2 separate regions of the Mus musculus genome follow, and region 2 is linked to region 1. Evidence: chromatin loops called from intact Hi-C (ENCODE). Cell type or tissue: heart. All regions are shown on one strand. Each heading gives the region's core, and the rest is flanking DNA. Links, peaks and the distances in the headings are about the cores only.

The links. Hi-C counts contacts between places; a loop is a spot of excess contacts. Peaks named below come from ENCODE experiments on the same cell type or tissue, not always from the same donor. Only the 100,000 strongest peaks of a DNase experiment are listed, where the experiment ranks them.
Region 2: it touches region 1 in a loop (2.5-fold over the local background); 5 of 42 quality-filtered maps call a loop at or near these places.

What each region holds. Positions count from the first base shown.
Region 1 is chr17:24,666,363-24,669,266 of GRCm38, forward strand. No RefSeq gene overlaps it. Among named protein-coding and RNA genes, the nearest start is that of Zfp598, 1.9 kb to the right of the region's middle. In heart, for the core only: a CTCF peak has its summit at 1,287 (motif pointing left); a DNase peak (open chromatin) is centred at 1,269; H3K4me3 peaks cover 470 bases; H3K27ac peaks cover 194 bases.
Region 2 is chr17:24,492,964-24,495,867 of GRCm38, forward strand. The region is part of intron 1 of Caskin1 (CASK interacting protein 1); the gene reads left to right. Among named protein-coding and RNA genes, the nearest start is that of Caskin1, 5.6 kb to the left of the region's middle. In heart, for the core only: a CTCF peak has its summit at 1,845 (motif pointing right); no DNase peak of the experiment used is centred there; H3K27me3 peaks cover 761 bases.

The sequences.
Region 1 (2,904 bases), core at 241-2,740:
TTGTTGGGATTGAATTTAGGACTTCTGGAAGAGGTCTTAACTGCTGAGCCATTTCTCTGCAGCCCCCAAAAGGAAGTGTTTAATTGGCCCTTGCTTACAGTTTCAGAGGCTTAGTCCACTGTCACCGTGGTGGGGAGTATCACACAGCAAGCACTGGTCTAGTTCCTAACCCCTCCAAGAGGGCTTCCCTTCTTCTTCTTCTTTTCTTTTCTTTCTTTTTTTTTTTGGGGGGGGGGGAGCAGGGTTTTTTTGTGTAGCTCTGGCTGTCCTGGAACTCACTCTGCAGACCAGGCTGGCCTGAACTTAGAAATCCACCTTCGTCTGCCTCCCAACTGCTGGAATTAAAGGCATGTGCCACCACTGCCAGGCAAGGGTTTCCCTTGATATTTGCTGTTGTCTAGGGAGTCCTTCGTGCTTCCTTTGGCTCTTTCAGTCTCTTTTACGGTTGTGTTGTTGTGTTTTTTTGTTTGTTTGTCTGTCTGTTTGTTTGTTTTTTTTTTTTTTGGTACATTTTGTTTTTACCCAGATCTCTCTACATGGCCCTGGGTGTCCAAGAGCTCGTGTAGATCAAGCCTGGGTCATTTGTCTTTCTGGTTTTGTTTCGTTTTGTTTTTTGAGACACAGGGTTTCTCTGTGTAGCCCTGGTTGTCCTGGAATTCTCTCTGTAGATCAGGCTGGCCTCCGACTCAGAAGAGATGTGCCTGTCACCACTGTCTGCATCCATTTGTCTTTTATCCTACAGGCTCTTTATGAATCTGTGAAGCAAAATGTTTGCATGCAGTTCCCCTCTGACCTGTCAAACCATGGACTGCATGACTGTGCATTTCCCAATGTGCTGGGCAGCTGTGCTGTCACAGTACCACAGCTACTCATCTGCTCTTTCTCATGCTACCAATTCAGTCAGCTCTATTAAAAACAGGCAAGAAGAGCTGGGCGTGGTGGCGCACGCCTTTAATCCCAGCACTCGGGAGGCAGAGGCAGAGGCAGGCGGATTTCTGAGTTCGAGGCCAGCCTGGTCTACAAAGTGAACTCCAGGACAGCCAGGGCTATACAGAGAAAACCTGTCTCGAACCCCCCCCCCCAAAAAAAAAAAAAAACAGGCAAGAAAAACCCCTGTAGAGATGCCTTTTACTAAATCTAAACCGGCAACACAAGAGGTAGGAGAGGAGAGCTTTCGCGTGACTCACGGCCTGAGCTGGAACAGCCAGTCTGCTTACCTGGCTAGAGAATGTTTATGCCAATCACAGCCTTGTCTCCTCAGTCACAGTAGGCCCTCTGCTGGCCAATCATGGGAAATAGTCCTCCTTTCTAGCCTGAGATGACTACAGGGTCATCTAGAGTTCCAGGTGTGTAGGTTTAAAAATGTCTGGTGTAGCCGGGCAGTGGTGGCTCACACCTTTAATCCATCCCAGCACTTGGGAAGCAGAGGCAAGGGGATTTCTGAGTTTGAGGCCAGCCTGGTCTACAGAGTGAGTTCCAGGACAGCCAGAGCTACACAGAGAAACCCTGTCTCGGAAAAAAAAGAAAAAAAAAGTCTGGTGTGAACTGTTTCAAACAGCTCTCTGATTGAGGCTGTGCCTTTAGGAGAGGGATAATCAACTCTGTTCACTGCGTTGTTTTCTCAGGTGTCTAAGGAGTGTTCAGAATGGTGGCAGATGGGTAGTCTGGCTGGCTGGCTGACTAAAAAAAAAGCCAGGGCAGCAAAGGGTGAGGCCAAAAGCTGTCAATTAGGAAGCCACATTCACCATCCCTCAGCCTGTACTTATTTGCACAAACTGGGACAATAAAGTACTTGCCATCAGCATCTAACGAGCTTATCATTAACATTCAATTGTCATCTTAACAGAAATGTTTTCATTTTTTAAAATTTATTTTTATTTTCTATGGACGTGTTTTGCTTTCCTGCCTGTGTACCACGTGTGTGCCTGGTGCCCTCAGAGACCAGAAGATATTAAACCTCCTGGAACTGGTTGTGAGCCTTCATGTGGTGCTGGGAATTGAACCTAGGACTTCTGCAAGAAAAGCTAGTGCTCTTAATTGTTGAGCCATCTCTCCAGTCCTCCATTTTAACAGATTTTTTTTTTTTTGAGACAGTGTCTCACTTCTACGTAGCCATGGCTGGCCTGAAACTATGTTGACCAGGCTGACTTCAAAACTTACAAAGTCTATGCCTGTGAGTGCTAGGATGAAAGGTATGTGACCACACCCTGTCATTTTAACAATACTTAGCCCTGCCCAGTTGCCTAAGAAAGGTAAATCCCCCTATCTGTCCGAAGATGGCAAATGTAGCCCGGTCTGCTTTACATAGTTGGTATGGCGACCCCAGTTTTACAAATGAGGTTATAGGCTTCAGTGGGGCAACCTAGTTCAGAAGCATGTAAGTCTAGGTACCAGGATTAGGGGTTTAAGTCATTTCTGATTCTAGCTAGCCATAGGCACTCTGGGGTCACACACACAATATACTGACTCTTTCTAGAAAGGGTTCAGATTTGGACCCATCTCGCTTCATCAGAAATCCGGAGACCGCCCAACAGCTGCAGACTTGAAGCCTCCGGTTCACTACTATCCACTCAAGCACCTCTGGGTGCTTCCCTTTCCTACATACTATGTCTGGCTGGATGTGTCTGTCTTACAACCAAGAAAACACGAGGTCCCTTCTCTAGTGGGATTGGGTGAGAATGTCTGGATGTCCTGATGTCAGAGGCTTATGTTCCAAACACAAGAGAGGTGCAGGGCTATAGAAAGGTTCCTAAAAATTTGTCGGATTCAGTCATTACTAGCTGAATTACTTATGTATGTATTTTGTGCTGGGAATGGAACCTAGGCACGGTAGGCAAGTCTCTGCCACTAAGCTATGTTCCCAGGACATCCAGTGAAATTTGCATTTAAGATACAAACATACTA
Region 2 (2,904 bases), core at 312-2,811, 170 kb before region 1:
CTCCCAAGTACTGGGATTAAAGGCGTGCGCCACCATACCTGGCTGCCTTTTTTTTTTTTTTAAACATTCATATTAGCCGGGTGTGGTGTTGCATGCCTTTAATCCCAGCTCTCAGGAGGCAAGAGGCAGGCGGATTTCTGAGTTCGAGGCCAGTCTGGTCTACAAAGTGAGTGCCAGGATAGCCAGGGCTACACAGAGAAACCCTGTCTCGAAAAACCAAAAAAAAAAAACCCCCCCCAAAAAAAAACCCATTCATATTTTTAATGTATGTGTGTTGTATTGATTTATGTGTGTGTACAAGTGTCGTGATGCACACGTCAGAGGACATTTGTGTGACTCAGCTTTCACTCTCTACCTTCGGCCGTGCTGACAACCACCTTTACCTGGTCTCATTTCTGCACACCCCTCCCCCACCCCCATGGCTTGTTTTGTTTTGTTTTGTTTTGTTTTTTTGAGACAGGATCTAACCTGCAGCTCAAGTTGAGCTGGAACTTGGAGCCCTCTGTCTTCCCCTCCAGAGTGTTCTGATGACAGGCACAGGTACCAGATCTGACTGTAGCTTATGGTTTTCAGAAGTTTTGTTTTGCCTGCCTGCCTGCTTGCCTGCCCTTCCTTCCTTCCTTCCTTCCTTCCTTCCTTCCTTCCTTCCTTCCTTCCTTCCTTCCTTCCTTCCTTCCTTCCTTCTTTCCTTCCTTCCTTCCTTCCTCCCATCCTTCCCACCTTCCTTCTCTCCCCTCTTTCCTTCCTTCCTTTCTGTTACAGAGTCTTAGGTAACCCAGGTTGGCCTCAAACTTTCTTTTGTGTGTGTGTGTGTGTGTGTGTGTGTTTTGTTTTGAGACAGGGTTTCTCTGTGTAGCTCTGGCTGTCCTGGAACTCACTCTGTAGACCAGGCTGGCCTCGAACTCAGAAATCCACCTGCCTCTGCCCCCCCCCCAATAAAAAAGAAGGCCTCAAACTTTCTATGTAGTCAAATTTGGCCTTGAACTTCTGATTGTTCTAATTTTTCTTGTGAGTGCTGAGGTCACAAGTGTATGCCACTATGTCTGGCTGGGAATGCATTTTAACAGCGCTCCAACTTGTGTGTACAAAGGACAAACCAAGGGGTAGGAGGGCTCAGTAGTGATACCAATGGGGAAGCAATGGCAGGGATCCTATCTGATGTGCCAGTCGAGCCCATGGTGCTAACCATGACCCAGTGAAAAGCGTAGGAGTGGAATGTGTTTTGAGTATATCTATACCTGAGAACACGACTCAAATCCATGAGCAGGACTCTCAAGATTGCCATGTTGTTGTTGTTGTTGTTGTTTTGAGACAGGGTTTCTCTGTGTAGCCCTGGCTGTCCTAGAACTCACTCTGTAGACCAAGGTGGCCTCATGCTCACATATATCTGCCTGTTTCTACCAAGTATTGGGATTAAGGGTATGCAACACCGCCACCATCACCTGGCTTAACATGTCTGTCTGTCTGTCTGTCTGTCTGTCTGTCTGTCTGTCTGTCTGTCTGTCTGTCTGTAGTAGGTGTAGTATGTATGTGTGTATGTATGTATGCATGTATGCATGCATGTGTGTATTTTAAGACAGGGTCTTGCTGTCTGACTCTGGCTATACTGAAACTTACAACGTAGATCAGGATGGCCTCAAACTCACAGGGATCAGCCTGCCTCTGACTCCCAGGTTCTGGGATTAAAGGAGTGTGCCACTCACTACCTGGCAGTCAGGGTTGACTCTCAATGCTCAAGCTGGTTGACCACTAGGAAAGTGCTCTACAGTTGATAAACTGGAATCTGAGTACTGATAAACTAGTATCTGAGAACACAGGAGGAACCAGAAGGTGGCGCTACCTTCATTCTATCCAGGAGAGGCTGTGAGATGTGGGGTCTGCCCAGCTGGTGTTAGCAAGGCCTTGTGTTCAAGTAATGTCCTGAATCTGATCAGCTCAGGGAATGCCACCTTTTCTAGCTCATGGAAGAGCCTAATGGCCAAGGCCACAGTGCTAGGAAGTGTCAGAATAAAGATTCAAATTCAGGTGTAGCTGGCTTCCTGGGCTTCAGGAATTGTCAAGAGACTCACATGCTGTGCCCAGTGGCTGAGGCTGAGCCAATCCAAGCTAAGCCCTACAGCCAGCCCACTGTGACTCTACTCTCTTGGCTCCCCTGCCTTTGGGTCCCCCACCCCCAACTCTGTCCTGAGCCTGGACAAAGGGGCTTCTGTCCTTCCAGCCCCCCCCCCCAGAGTGACTGACCCACAAATGGGTTATATAACCATGGCCCAGACAGGCAGGGGGTTGGCAAGAGTCCGGTGGACAAGGGCCCACTGGGATGGCTTTGGTGGGCTCCTCTTCTGAAAGCTCTAAAGAAAGCCAGGGTGAGGGAGGCCCCAAGATGAGAGAGACCCCAGAAGAGAAAGAGTGTGGGGCCCTGGGGTTTCAGTTGGTCTGAATATGGAGTCTGAACATGGCTTTTGTGGGCAAGGTGGCCATTAGCATCAGTTACGTGGAGCCCCTTGCCCACAAGACAGCCTTTCCTTCACCCTGCAGGGCTGTAGGGTTTATCCACATGGCAGCCAGAGCTGGCAGCAAGAGGGCCTGGAAACATAGTCCTTCCCCCAGAAATACCCCACTTCCGGGTGTTCCAGCCTCTTCAGCCACCCCCGGCCCCATCTGGGTCCTTCTGAGAGACAGATGGGGCTGGCTCTCTCCCTCCCACCAATGGCAGGTGCTGAGCCAGCATCTTAAGGGAGGGGTGCATGTGCACATGTGTGTGCCCATGTGGTACATGGGCTGATCTCCCATTCCCAGATGAAGACAGGCTGATGTTCACATATGAGTGCAATGGTAAACCAAGGCTCAAGTTGCTGCCACCTGGAGCTGAGTCCCTGCAGAGCTGGATGTGCAACTAGAGATTTA